2 separate regions of the Homo sapiens genome follow, and region 2 is linked to region 1. The links are chromatin contacts, found by Hi-C or POLR2A ChIA-PET in ENCODE. All regions are on one chromosome and are shown on one strand. Each heading gives the region's core, a stretch centred on a gene start or an enhancer-like site at or near the end of the contact. The rest is flanking DNA. Distances are from core to core; before and after follow the strand shown.

Region 1 (7,314 bases), core at 3,198-5,697:
TTTGAGACGGAGTCTCGCTCTGTCACCCAGGCTGGAGTGCAGTGGCACGATCTCGGCTCACTCCAAGCTCCGCCTCCTGGGTTCACGCCATTCTCCTGCCTCAGCCTCCCGAGTAGCTGGGACTACAGGCGCCCACCACCACGCCCGGCTAATTTTTTGTATTTTTTTTAGTAGAGACAGGGTTTCACTGTGTTAGCCAGGATGGTCTACGATCTCCTGACCTCGTGATCCGCCTGCCTCGGCCTCCCAAAGTGCTGGGATTACAGGCGTGAGCCACCGTGCCCGGCCAATGCCCGGCTAATTTCTGTACTGGTAGTAGAGATGGGGTCTTGCTATGTTGGCCAGGCTGGTCTCGAACTCCAGTCCTCAAGTGATTCACCCGCCTCAGCCTCCCAAAGTGCTGGGATTACAGGTGTGAGCCACTGTGCCTGGTCAAAAATTCTATATCTTCTATCTAAAGGATGGCTCTCCTCTTGGTTGGAATGCCTGGTAACATTTTAGGGAGGCCAGGCAGGTGGCTCACATCTATGATCCAAGCACTTTGGGAGGCCAAGGCAGGAGGATCGCTTGAGGCCATGGATTCAGGACCAGCTGGGCAACATAGCAAGACTCTGTCTCTTAAAGAAAAATAACTGAAAAGTTCACCAGGTCTGGTGGTACACACTTGTAGTCCCAGCTACTTAGGAGGCTGAGGGAGAGGGATTGCTTGAGTCCAGGAGGTCGAGGCTACAGTGAGCTATGATTGCACCACTGCACTCCAGCCTGGGCAACAGAGTTAGAACCCATCTAAAAACAAACAAACAAACCAAAAAACCAAAAAAACCATTCTCCCTAAAACATTTTAGGGAGAACAGAGACTATGACATATCATGACCTGTGGTGAGGAGTGGCCCACTAGGGGCATATACTGTGGGATTCGAGACTCCCTCTTCAACTCGCATTCCTTTAAGAAGCAGACCTGCCATCCCCATTTCAGACGAGGAAACAGAAGTGCTGAAAGGTCTGCCGCCCTCCCTCAAGTCCAAGAGCAGGAGGCTGACGCGTCCGTGGCTCCCCTCCTGGCCCATGCCCTGCCCACCTGCCCTGACACGTTTGGTTACGTTTAGCCACAGCTCAGGTGTCTTGGCCTCTGGGAGCCTCCCTGGACCTGCCTGGACAGAGTGGGCTGCTCACTTCCCGGAGCCTTGATGCTGTTTCTTTTTGTTGTTGTTGTTGTTGTTGTTGAAACTGTCTCGCTCTGTCGCCCAAGCTGGAGTGCAGTGGCACGATCTTGGCTCACTGCAGCCTCCACCTCCCGGGCTCGAGTGATTCTCCTGTCTCAGCCTCCAGAGTAGCTGCAACTACAGGAGCCCGCCACCAAGCCCAGCTAATTTTATTGTATTTGTAGTAGAGACAGGGTTTCACCTCGTTGGCCAGGCTGGTCTCGAACTCCTGAGCTCAGGCAATCCACCTGCCTCAGCCTCCCAAAAGTGCTGGGATCGCAGGTGTGAGCCACCATGCCCGGTCCCTTGATGCTGTTTCTTCCTCCCTCTGCAACACCACCTCTGGGTGAAGCCTCCACCCCCCTGCTCAGGCCATGAGCCACGCAGAACTTCTGATCTCCCCTGTCCCGTCAAGGCCATGCAGGCACTGAGATGAAGGAGTGACCGGTATGGCCAAGAGAGGCTGCGGCTGGAGAAAGAACATCTGCAAATATCGAGCCACCACAGAGCCTAAAGAAAGGGGCTGAAAGAGGGAGATTGTCCCCTTGCTTTTTGGTTTGCAAAAGTCCTCTCTCCTTCTAGCTGGGTAAGGTGGAGACCACCACATGACACTGGCCAGGGCCTGGCAGCCAGCTTGGACCTCCTGTTATTTCTTTCCTGTATTCTCCAAGTTCCTAGCAGAACTTTCTACCTGAAACAGCACTCGTCCCGAGGCCACGGAGTAGGTGACGCCCACCTGGGGACACTGACAGCAGTCAGACCCAGACGAGAGCTGTGACCCTGAGCGCCGGTGGCTCAAGCCGGTAGGCGGAGGCCACATCCCAAGGCTGTGCCAGGCCCTCATGGACACAGGAGCCCTATGGGCAGTGCCCTGTCCCAGGACGCCTGAGGGACCGGGGGGTTCTGCTCTGCCAGGTCTGCCAAGCAAACAGCCATGGGGCAGCCACTGGGAGCTGGGGCTGTGCTTCACGGAAATGCCAGGGAAATAAACCCCCAGGTCCTCATGGGGCTGCAGGCTATTTCTTTTAGTGAGACAAGGTCTTGCTTTGTCACCCAGGCTAGAGTACAGTGGTGTGATCCTAGCTCACTGCAGCCTCAAACTCCTGGGCTTAAGCGATCCTCCCGCCTCAGACTCTCAAGTAGCTGGGACCACCGGCGCATACCACTGTGCCTTGCTAAATTTAAAAAAAAAAATTTTTTTTTTTCAGTATAGATAGGGTCTTGCTATGTTGCCCAGGGTGGCCTTGAACTCCTGGGCTCAAGTGATTCTCCTGCCTCGGCCTCCCAAAAAGCTGGGATTACAGGCTTGAGCCACCATGACTAGCCAGGTTGCAGGCTACTTCTGCTGAGACACTTTGCAAGATTCAGTGGATCCTGGTGGCCAGGGGGAGGGTTGGAGGTTCAAGGCTACTGCTGGGCAATTTGGGCAAATTAGTTCACGGCTCTTGGATTTCAGATTTCTCTCCTGTAAGGTAAGGTTTTGGAAAAATCTCTGCCTTAGCAGATGGAGGATTAAGCGGGATTTTCTGTGTGAATCAGGGGCCAGTAAACTTGTTCTGCGAAGGGGCAGGTGGTGAATATTTTTGGCTCCATCTGCTGTCACCGCTCAGCTCTGCCAATGTGGCAGGAAAGCGGTCACAGACAAACAGGTAGGGGCATGGGTGTGGCCACATGGAGGACACCCTCCTGGTACCAGTGATCTCTACCGGGGGTCTGCAAAGTGTGGCCAGCCACCTATTACTGTACAGCCTACGTTCTAGGGACAGTTTTCACATTTTAAAAATGCTTAGGGGGCTGGGTATGGTGGCTCACACATATAATCCCAGCATTTTGGGAGGCCAAGGAGGGCGGATCACTTGAGGTCAGGAGTTCATGACCAGCCTGGCCAACATGGTGAAACTCCGTCTCTACCAAAATACAAAAGAAATTAGCCGGGTGTGGTGGTGGGCACCTGTAGTCCTAGCTACTCGGGAGGCTGAGGCAGGAGAATCGCTTGAACCTGGGAGGCGAAGGTTGCAGTGAGCCAAGATTGCGCCACTGCACTCCAGCCTGGGCGACAGGGCAAGATTCCAACTGGAAAAAAAAAATGCTTAGGGGAGAAAAAAAGTCAAAAAATTGGCCGGGCATGGTGGATCATGCCTGTAATTCCAGCACTTTGGAAGGCCGAGGGGGGTGGGTCACAAGTTTGAGACCAGCCTGGCCAACATGGTGAAACCCCATCTCTACCAAACTACAAATGAAATTAGCCGGGCGTGGTGGTGTGCACCTGTAGTCCCAGTTACTTGGGAGGCTGTGGCAGGAGAATCGCTTGAACCTGGGAGGCAAAGGTTGCAGTGATCCAAGATTGTGCCACTGCACTCCAGCCTGGGCGACAGAGTGAGACTCCATCTGAAAAAAAAAAAAAAAATGCTTAGGGGAGAAAAAATGTCAAAAGATCGGGTGGGTGTGGTGGCTCATGCCTGTAATTCCAGCACTTTGGAAGGCCGGGGGTGGGGGGTGGGGGTGGGGGTGGGGGTGGATCACAAGGTCAGGAGTTCGAGACCAGCCTGGCCAATATGGTGAAACCCCGTCTCTATTAAAAGCACAAAAATTAGCCGGGCATGGTGGTGGGCGCCTGTAGTCCCAGCTACTTGGGAGGCTGAGGCAGGAAATCGCTTGAACCCGGGAGGAGGAGGCTGCAGTGAGCTGAGATCGCACCACTGCATTCCAGCCTGGGCAACAGGGCGAGACTCCGTCTCAAAAAAAAAAAAAAAGAAAAAAAAAAGTCAAAAGATCTCTTGATGGCTGAAATTGATGTGAAATTCAATTTTCAGCAGCAGCAAATGACGTTTTCCTGGCACACAGCCACATCGGTCTGGGTCTGGCTTAAGGCTGCATTTGAGTTACAATAGCAGAGTCAAGCCATTCTGACAGAGACTGGGTGGCCCCTAGGATCTGTGTGAAATACAGACTGTCTGGTTTTCGTGAGAAAAGAGTGGCCAGGGGCCGCTGTTCTGGATCCTCTGTTAAATGGGGTTTTCCGGGGATCCCCGACATGGTTCCAGCAGGATGGGTCGGCAGGAGGTGAGTGTCACCCTGGGTGACTGGTCTCCCGAGGCCATGGTGGGGACGTGGAGGAGCAGGCCTGGGAAGCACCCAGGACAAAATGGGTCCACAGGGTCACGTGCCCAAGGAGGGCTGGGTGAGAAGAGACTCCCTGGGAGCTGGGAGCAGAGGGGGCGGAGGCCAGCAGGCAGGGCTGGAGGCGAGGAAATGAGAAGTTTAGCTGATGCTTTCAACAGAGCTCAGAGCTGTGGTGAAGGCGGGGCCGAGGGAATGAGGAGGTTAGTGGGGGCCATGTCGGGGATGATGCCAGCCAGGCACAAGGAAGACCCTGCGAAGGGGGTGGGTGTCATGGAGGTGAGGAGGCAGCTATGTGGTGCAAGACAGGACTCCCCACACCCCCAAGCCCAAGCCTGCACAGGAGGCAGCTGCAGGCTCAGTTGGCCTGCGGATGTGGGGGCAGGAAGTGGAAGAGTCACCCCAACCTCATGGCTCCCCTATTCGCAGAGGAGGAAGTGGAGGCTCTCCAGGGCCCCTAGCCTAGCTGCTGCCGGGTTCTGTTCTTTTCTGGTTGCTCAAGGGGTTTGGGGCACCCCGGCAGGCTCTCGATAGCTGGTTGCTGGTCAGATGGACGGACGGCAGGGATGTACAGAGAGCTGAGTGCTCCCAACGCCGTATGTCCCAGTTCACAAGAGACACCAACTGTCAGCCACAGACGCAGATGGCATTACAGCAAACACTGAAACGCAGCAAGGACTCCCAGGGCTAGGACGTGGCCCTTTAAGGACAGACTCCTACCATGAGCTAAAGTCTCACAGCAAACCCTACAGGGGTGGGGTAGGGGAAGCCTTAAATAACAACAAAAACCTAAGTGTGAAACAAGTTACTGAAATCTTACATATGTCACTAAATTTGGGTTTAGGTTATCACGAAACCACGTACTAGGTCACAGAAAGAATACAGAACAAACCAGGCTTTGATGGGGGAAGGTCCTGTTTGGTTCTCAAGGCTGTGAAAACATCTGAAGAATTTATCATATTTCCCCTAGGGCTCATCTTACCCTTTTTTTGGGGGGGGGGGGATGGGGTTTTACTCTGTTGCCCAGGCTAGTGTGCAGTGGCATGATCTTGGCTCACTGCAACCTCTGCCTTCCAGGCTCAAGTGATTCTCCACCCTCAGCCCTCCAAGTAGCTGGGACCACAGGCATGTGCCACCACGCCCGGCTAAGTTTTTGTATTTTTGGTAGAGATGGGGTTTCATTATGTTGCCCAGGCTGGTCTCGAACTCCTAAGCTCAACTGATCTGCCCACCTTGGTCTCCCAAAGTGCTGGGATTACAGGTGTGAGCCACCGCAGCTGGCCTCATCTTGCCCATTTGATGCCCAAATCATTCTCTTTGGGGGTTACTTTGTTCTTTTTTCTCAGCTTGAGATAGGACATGAATTCATTTACTTCCGTTCTTTCCTATTTGTGGATCTAATGGGTGTTCAGCTATGTGGTGTCCTCCTACCATCACTTTAAATATAGCCCATGGATTCTGATAACATACGGGTGTTTGTCACTGATTTTTAGAAAACCTGCAATTTTGGTCTGTTTGTACCTTTTTTTTTTTTTTTTTTTGAGACAGAGTCTCACTCTGTTGCCCAGGCTGGAGTGCAGTGGCGCGATCTCGGCTCACTGCAACCTCTGCCTCCCAGATTTGAGCAATTCTCTTGCCTCAGCCTCCTGAGTAGCTGGGATTACAGGTGCCCGGCTAATTTTTGTATTTTTAGTAGAGACGGGGTTTTGCCATGTTGGCCAGGCTGAGCTCGAACTCCTGACCTCAGGTGATCTGCCCGCCTTGGCCTCCCAAAGTGCTGGGATTACAGGCATGAGCCCCCACGCCCAGCTGTGTTTGTATCTCTTCATCTAAGAGTTGCTCAATATAAGTTTACTTTAAAAAAAAGTTCCACGAAGTTTTATTGCATTGTTAGAGTGTCACTTGTAATTGTTCTACTCTGGGAAGTTCTAAATGCTTTCTCTTTACCTGACATAGGAATGATTTTTATTTGTAGAGATGGGGTCTTGCTATGTTGCCCAGGCTGGTCCTGAACTCTTGGGCTCAAGTGATCCTCCTACCTCAGCCTCCTCAACAGCTGGGATTACAAGTGTGTACCACCACACCTGACTCTGATATAGAAATGATTTTTGAGTCCAGGTGTGGTGGCTCACACCAGTAATCCTAGCACTTTGGGAGGCCAAGGTGGAAGGATTGCTTGAGGCCACAAGTTGGAGACCACCCTGGGCAACATAGTGAGACCCCGTCTCTACAAACAATACAAAAATTAGCCAGACTTGATGGTGGTAAGTGCCTGTAATCCTAGCTGCTTGGGAGGCTGAGGTGGGAGGATCACTTGAGCCCACGAGATTGAGGCTGCAGTAAGCCAAGACTGCACCACTGAACTCCAGCCTGGGTGACAAAGTGAGACCCTGTCTCAAAAAAGAAAAATGATTTTTTGAGAATGTTCCATGTATGTGTAAGGAGGTTTATTCTCTTAAGAGTTCACGATATGGCCACAATGTCTGCCTTAAGCATGTGGTTTGGGCGTCTTAACATCCTTGCCTATTTTCTATCTACTCAACCAAGCTGTGTGTGTGTTTCTCCTTGTATCTTTTAGAATTTTTACTTTGTGGCCAGGTGTGGTGGCTCATGCCTGTAATCCCAGTACTTTGGGAGGCTGTGACAGACGGATCACCTGAGTTCAAGACCCGTCTCTACTAAAAATACAAAAATTAGCCAGGTGTGATGGCGTGCGCCTGTAATCCCAGCTATTTCAGAGGTTGAGGCAGGAGAATCGCCTGAACCAGGGAGGTGGAGGTTGCAGTGAGCTGAGATCATGCCACCGCACTCCAGCCTGGGTGACAAGAGTGAAACTCCATCACACACACACACACACACACACACACACACACACAAATTTCTACTGTATAAAGGCAGTGGCTATGTTGTTTGGTGCATAGATATTCACAAGTGTTATACCTTTATTGCAAAGTGAGGCTTTTGGCATCATAACCAATCTTTGCCACATGTA
Region 2 (7,314 bases), core at 3,989-6,488, 160 kb before region 1:
TTTGTAAACTGTCATGGCGCTGGTGGGAGTGTAGCAATGAGGACGACCAGAGGTCACTCTTGTCGCCATCTTGGTATTGGTGGGTTTTGGCCGGCTTCTTTACTGCAACCTGTTTTATCAGCAGGTTCTTTATGACCCGTTATCTTGTGCTGACCTCCTACCTGATCCCGTGACTTAGAATGCTTTAACCATCTGGGAATGCAGCCCAGTAGGTTTCAGCCTCATTTTACCCAGCTCCTATTCCAGGTGGAGTTGCCCAGGTTCAAACGCCTCTTACAGAAGCACCGGACTGTTCCAAAGCACCTTCTGCTTCCCTTCTTGTCCTCCTCCCACGATGGGGAGCTCACTACTTACTACCTCTCCAGCAGTACCATCTGTAACAAAGTCCTCTCTCAGCCTGGGGGAGATCTGCCTGGGTGCTCCCTACACACACACACACACACACAAACACACACACACACACACACACACACACACACACACACACACACCCCTTCTGAAACCAGAGATGGGGGCTGCTGTCAGCATGGGGCAGCTGGAACATTCAAACATTTCTCCCCAGGCTGGATGGCCAACTCCCCAGCACTCAGCCCCGGGCCTGGATGTCCTGGGGATGAAGCTGTCGCTCGCCTTCAGCCAGGAAGACAAGGAGGGCACGGTGCAGCAGGTGCACCCCCAAGCGCCGGCGACGAGCAGGTGGCCAGCCTGCCACCACTCCATAGCAGTGCCCTTGCTTCTGGTTGGTGAGCGTCTGGATCCCTGGAGAAATTGGATGTGGGGTCACAGGGGCAGCCATGGGGACACCTCCCCATCCAGCAGAAGTGTGTGACAGCAGGCGGCTGGGTATGGTGGCTCACGCCTGTAATCCCAACACTTTGGGTAGATCACATGAAGCCAGGAGTTCGAGACCAGCCTGGCCAACATGGTGAAACCCTGTCTTTACTAAAAAATACAAAAATTAGCTTGGCACAGTATGGTGATATGTGCCTGTAATCTCAGCTACTGGGGAGGCTGAGGCACAAGAATCACTTGAACCTGGGAGGCAGAGGCTGCAGTGAGTCGGGATCACGCCACCACACTCCAGCCTGGGCGACAGAGTCTCACACACACACAAAAAAGTATGTGACAGCAAACCCAATGTGTATTGCCCTTGAGTGGGGATAAACCAATGGAGCAAAATACATGCATGTGCAGGTTCAAAGTTGGTGCTCAATAATTGCTCAGTCAACAAATGAACACCCCTCAGAAGGAAAAAAATGAGGGAACTGGGAAGCCAAATGCCTTTCATATGACCCCCATTCTAGGTACCAGGCACCCACCTAGGGCTTCCACAATACACGCCTCCCGTGTATAAGCCTCCACAGCGACCACGTGCTGGAAGCAATGTAGGGACACAACACCGCAACCACTGGCCCAGATGTCCAAGATCTGACGCACCTTGGGGCAGGCCTGGTGGGGCTAGGGCAGAATCAGGAGTCAGCACCCCCAATACCCTCCCCTGCCCATGGCCCGACTGCCCTCGCTGAACCCTGATCCCTGTCCTCACACCTGTTTTCTTGACCGCCCATGGTGACCAAGGGCCTCCCAGAGGTGGACATATGGCCGGGCCCTCGTCCCTTTGCCCACGTAGAAGATGGCACGGATGAAAGTCTGAAGGCGCTCAGCTGGGGTCAGTGAGAAGGCTCGGGCTGGCAGGTCCTGAGTCTCCCTGGATGAAGGGGATAGCTCAGACAGGGAAAAGTGGATACAGTGGTCCCCAGAGGCAGTCCTTAAAGTCACAACATATCTTGAACCCATGTCTAGTGACTCCTGATTACAGGATCAGAGAGAGTCAGCGGCTCCCCAAAGACATTCAGCAGCTTTCTTTTTTTTTTTTTTTGAGACAGAGTTTCACTCTTGTTCCCCAGGCTGGAGTGCAATGGCACAATCTCAGTTCACTGCAATCTCCACCTCCTGGGTTCAAGTGATTCTCCTGCCTCAGCCTCCTGAATAGCTGGGATTACAGGCATGCACCAACACACCTGGCTAATTTTGTATTTTTAGTAGAAATGGGGTTTCTCCACGTTGAACACGCTGGTCTCTAACTGCTGACCTCAGGTGATCCGCCCACCTCAGCCTCCCAAAGTGCTGGTATTACAGGCGTGAGCCACCATGGCCAGCCGGGGCTCATGCCTGTAATGCCAACACTTTGGGAGGCCAAGGCAGGAGGATCACTTGAGGCTGGGAGCTCAAGACCAGCCTGGCCAACATGGTGAAACTCCATATCTACTAAAATTACAAAAAAAATTAGCCAGGCATGGTGGCACATGCCTGTAATCCCAACTACTTGGGAGGCTGAGGCACAAGAATCACTTGAACCCAGGAGGCGGAGGTTGCAGTGAGCCAAGATTGCGCTACTACATTCCAGCCTGGGCGAAACAGTGAGACTCCGCCTCAAAAAAAAAAAAAAAAAAAGAGGCCGGTGCGGTGGCTCACACCTGTAGTCCCAGCATTTTGGGAGGCCAGGGTGGGTGGATTACCTGAGGTCAGGAGTTCGAGACCAGCCTGGCCAACATGGTGAAACCTCGTCTCTACTAAAAATACAAAAATTAGTCGGGCGTGGTGGCAGGTGCTTGTAATCCCAGCTACTTGAGAGGCTGAGACAAGAGGATTGTTTGAACCTGGGAGGTGGAGGTTGCAGTGAGCCGAGACGGCACCATTGTACTCCTGCCTTGGCAACAAGAGTGAAACTCCGTCTTAAAAAAATAAAAAAAAAGAAGAAGAAGCAGCTGATGATTCTAGGGCCAGTCCCTTTCTTAAGGGCACACAGCAAATAAAAACCAATCCCCAAATTTTCTAGTTTCTATTTCTGGGGCTTTCCTGCCCTGAGTACCTGGGGTCCAGCAGCAGATAGGTGAAGCTAGACTTCACGACCCCCTCCCGCCACCTCCTGGCAGGATCTGGCTGCTCAAACTGCTGGGCCAGCGCGTCTTCATCTGCCTGGACATCTGGAATACAGCCCGTCCGCAGGGCTGCAGCCAGTTCTAGGCTGTGCCCTGAAAACTCTGGGCCTGGAAGTCAAGGGAGATGGAGGAAGGGATGATTCTGAGATGGGGAGGAAAGTGGGGCTGAGAGCTGGGGTTCTCCGGGAGATTCCTGGAGGCTCCCTGGACTCCATGTGCCCTGGGAAGACTAACCAGGAGCAATCTGGGCTTCTTCCAGCTGCTGGTGGTACAACTGCCTGGTGAAGGGTGTGATGGGGTGAGGATTCTCACCAAGTGCTCGGAGTCCCTTCAGCAACTCCAAGTCAGACACAGTGGAGACTGGCAGGTGCCGGCAAGGGCCGACAGGTTCCCTGCCACCTGTAGAGCTTGCCTCATCCTCTGTCAGCCAGAGCGTGGCCATGTCACTATCAATGGATGTCTGGTGCTCCCACAGGCAGTGGCAGTCAGAAGCTCCAGGGGTTGGTGTCCGTGGGGGGCTATGAGCTGGACTCCTGTCCAGGAGAGGCATGGAGGAAGGGGAGGACTGGAAGCCAGCAGCATTTGGTGGGGTCAGAGTCAGGGCCTGCAGACGGGCATTCAGTTCTGCCTCCGTGCCCTGAGACCTAGGTACCCTCTGGTTGGCATGGACAACATGCAGAAGTCCCTGCCTGGTCGGTGGCAATGACCCAGCCCAGGGGGGAGTGTCCGAGGCTGGGTCCTCAGCTCCAGAGACCTCAACCGCTGTGACGAAAGAGGCGTCTGAGCTGTAATCCCAGTGCCCTGGAGGGGACGCCGAGCTCCCATGTTTGTCCACAGTTTCAAGGGGAACAGGGAGGCTGGGGGGTCCTGGGTCAGCCTCCAAGCCAATGTCCCTGTTGTCACCTCTGCATGGCTGCTTTTGGAGTGCTATGGAGTCCAGCGTCTCATCGGTAGGTCCAGAGAGGCCTGGGGCTGCAGGTGAGAGTGGGGGCCAGAGAGGAGAGGAGGAGGGATGAGACAGCGATGAGAATAGGATCAAACAGAAAAAGGAGATCAGAGTGTCTGAGGCCGAAAGAGCTGGCCACAAATAGTGGATGTGAGACGGTCAGAACCAATGGGTGGGGTGGGGAAGACCCTGGATGTCAGGGACTGGTCCAGAAGTCAAGCCCCAGCAGCCCTGCAGGCCCTACTCACTGCCAGGTGCAGGCTCGGGCTCCTGAGTCTCTGCCCCGATCCGGGTCCGGGTCCTGGTCCGCGTGTCGAGATCCTGCAGGACTCGCGCGCACTCCAGGTGTCCCTGCTGCAGGGCCAGGTCCAGCGGCCGGAGTCCGTCCTACAGGGGCGCGGTCAGCAGGGGGCGCCCGAGGCCCTCTTACCTTCCTTCCCTCCCTCTGGGCTCACCCAGCCTTTCTTTGCCCGCGCAGTGCCTCCCAACCTGGTCGCGCAGCGCCGGGTCCGCTCCTTGGCTCAGCAGCAGCTCCAGGCCGCGGCGGCAGCCCCACGCGGCGGCCACATGCAGCGGCGTCAGTGCCTCGACAGATCTGGGGCGGCAGCGCAAGAGGGGTCATTGCGGACTCAGCCTCCCGGCAGGAACCCCGATCTCCGCTCTGGGGACCTGGAGCCTTCGTTCTCGGCCTCCCGGATCTCCGCCGTCCACCCTGGTACACTGCCCTTGGAACCTAGATGCTATGACCTCAGGCCAGGACCCAAACCTCTGCCGTCTGACCCTGGTGCCTCCACTCCAATATCCGAACCCTTGATCCCCACTTTGGTCCTAGCGCAGCCCCATTCCACGCCCTCGGTCTGGGACCCCAGCGCCTCCCTCGAGCCCTAGCCCCTGCCCTTGGACCCCCAAGTTCCCTCCCCAAGATCCCCTAAACCCCACCCTCGAGCCCCGAGGCCTGGCCCGGGATGATGGGGCGCCCCTTCCCGGATTCCCAGACTTCGGCTTGGGGAGACCCCGCCCCGGACCCAGGCTCTATCTTACCGAGCGTTGGGGTCCCCGCCTTGGCGCAGTAGGGCCCCGAGGCAACGCAGGCCGCGCGGGTGCCGGGCTCCGGCCGCCAAGTGCACAGCCGCTGCGCCGTCCTCTAGCACCAAATTAGGGTCCGCGCCGCAGCGCAGCAGCTCCTCTACTGCCCTGCAAACACCGCGGTCAGAGTGGACCCCGGCCAAAGACCCCCACTCCTGGCCCGCCCCCGGCCCCGCCCTCACCACGGCTCCTCCTCCCGCAGCGCATCCCGCAACCTGCGAGCCAGGCGGGCCTCCGAGCACATGCCCTGGCTGGGTCCGAAGCGCACCGCCTGGTCGGTCGATTTCCTACTTCCCGCGGGGGGCTTGTGGGCATGCGCCGCTCCTCCCCTCGGCTCGGGGGGCCCCTCTCCAGGGCCGAGCAGGGTTCCCAGCCAGGCTGCCCCGCGCCGCACGGGGGTCCACATCGGGGTTCGAGAGCTTTAGTGTCCTCAGGGGCCCTTGACACCCGGAGGCGCTCAAGCAGGGTCTGGGACCGCCGATAAGAGCCCGGGTGGGAGGATGCCACCGGGTGTGCCACTATCTCATTTAAAAACGGGAAACGCGAAGGCACCCGGCTCGAGTGGGTGGAGCTACGATTAAGAAAGTCCGGGGTGCCCCAGGTCATTAAGTCTCAGGGAATCTTCTTCAAGGGTGGCCTCTGGCAGGGAGCACGGCCTTATGAGAGGCTTAGGCCGGGCACGGTGGCTCACACCTGTAATCCCAGCACTTCGGGAGGCCCAGGCAGGAGGGTTGCTTGAGCTCTGGGGTTCGAGACCAGCCTGGGCAACTTGGATAAACCCAGTCCCTACAAAAAAATACAAAAAACTAGCCGGGCGTGGGTGGCTTGCACCTGTGGTCCCAGCTACTTGGGAGGCTGAGTTGGTAGAATCTCTTGAGCCCGGAAGTTCGAGGATGCAGTGAGCCATGATCACACCACTGCACTCCAGCCTGGGCAACAGAGCAAAACTCTGTCTCAGAAAATAAATAAATACATAAAATAGAGGCTTCAATTTCCAACCCCCAGGCCGAGGGCCCAGCTCACGCCTTTAAGCACAGTGCTTTGGGAGGCTGAGGAGAGAAGATCGTTTGAGCCTACTAGTTTGTTGTTGCTTTTCTTTTCTTTTAGTGAGTGCAGGAGTTTGAGACCAGCCTGGGCAACGGAGTGAGGCCCTATTTTTTTTTTTTTTTTTTTTTTTTTTTTTGAGCCGGATCTTACCCTGTCGCCCAGGCTGGAGTGCAGTGGCGCAATCTGGGCTCACTGCAACATTTGCCTCCCAGGTTCAAGCTATTCTGCCTCGGCCTCCCAAGTAGCTGGGATTACAGGCATGTGCCACCACTCTCGGCTAATTTTTGTATTTTTAGTAGAGATGGGGTTTCACCATGTTGTCCAGGCTGGTCTTGAGCTCCTGATCTCAGGTGATCCGCCCGCCTCGGCCTCCCAAAGTGCTAGGATTACAGGCGGAGACCTTGTCTTTGTTTTATTTATTTATTTATTTTTGAGACGGAGTTTTGCTCTTGTTGCCCAGGCTGGAGTGCAGTGGTGTGATCTCAGCTCACTGCAACCTCCTCCTCCAGGGTTCAACAGCTTCTCCTGCCTCAGCCTCCCCAGTAGCTGGGATTACAGGCATGCACCATCACGCCTAATTTTTTATTTTTAGTAAAGACGGGGTTTCACCATGTTGGTCAGGCTGGTCTCGAACTCCTGACCTTGTGATCCGCCCACCTCGGCCTCCCAAAGTGCTGAGATTACAGCCGTGAGCCACTGCGCCTGGCCAAGACCCCGTCTTTAAAAACAATTTTTAAAAAATTTCCAGTCCCCGTTCTGCGTTGCCCATTTTCAATCCAGCGGAACTAGGACTTCAGTATTTTGGAGGGCTGGACCTCTGAGAGTCTTAGTGTCCCATCTGCAAAATGTGAGAATCCTAACGAGGTTGATGCGGGGATTGAACAGGGGCTTGGGCACAAGGGCCTGACACACGATAGGTTCCAAAAAATGCTCATAGGGAGGAAAAGCAGTCACTCAATAAAGCTGTTTGTGTTTATTTTTGAGATAGGGTCTTGCTCTGTCACCCAGGCTAGAGTGCAGTGGCGCGATGACAGCTCACTGCAGCCTCGACCTCCTAGGTTCAAGTGATCCTCCCACTTCAGCCTCTCAAGTAGCTGGGAATCACAGGCGTGAGCCACCGAGCCTGGCTTAATTTTTGCATTTCCTGTAGAGACAGGAAATGTTGCTATGTTGTCCAGCGTGGTCTTGAACTCCTGGCCTCAAGCAACCCTCCTATCATGGCCTCAGTACTGCTGATGGAGCTCTTAAACCTCCCCCTTAGGGATGTATGATCCAGGCCTGGCTCATCAGAAC

What was found. A loop is a pair of places that touch in the nucleus more often than their neighbours do. ChIA-PET counts read pairs that join two places held with the same protein, here RNA polymerase II (POLR2A). Pooled maps may share reads with other maps.
Region 2: a loop to region 1 is called in a pooled map, with 4 times the contacts of the local background. The contact joins the promoter of ANKLE1 here to the enhancer-like site in region 1. A Hi-C loop is called at or near these places in 2 of 168 maps with a recorded cell type or tissue (OCI-LY7 and naive thymus-derived CD4-positive, alpha-beta T cell), 3 of 37 single-sample maps with no recorded cell type and 8 of 50 pooled maps. POLR2A ChIA-PET finds 5 or more read pairs at or near these places in 8 of 52 experiments (AG04450, GM12878, H1 and 5 more).

Annotation. Positions count from the first base shown.
Region 1 is chr19:17,123,309-17,130,622 of GRCh38, reverse strand. The region is part of intron 2 of MYO9B (myosin IXB); the gene reads right to left. Among named protein-coding and RNA genes, the nearest start is that of SNORA118, 35 kb to the right of the region's middle. RefSeq lists enhancers at 4,069-4,508, 4,619-5,008. Within about 2 kb of position 4,447, at least 29 of the 41 ENCODE cell types and tissues checked have a DNase peak (open chromatin) inside an H3K27ac peak, as active enhancers do; they include GM12878 and OCI-LY7, where a contact is called at or near this core.
Region 2 is chr19:17,279,825-17,287,138 of GRCh38, reverse strand. It overlaps ANKLE1 (ankyrin repeat and LEM domain containing 1), which reads right to left and starts at 5,238. Exons shown (of 9, transcript NM_152363.6): 1 at 5,157-5,238; 2 at 4,930-5,082; 3 at 4,378-4,483; 4 at 4,137-4,275; 5 at 3,177-3,914; 6 at 2,873-3,050; 7 at 1,549-1,708; 8 at 1,320-1,458; 9 at 1-759. The coding sequence starts at 5,218. The coding sequence ends at 587. RefSeq lists silencers at 5,227-5,316, 5,327-5,376.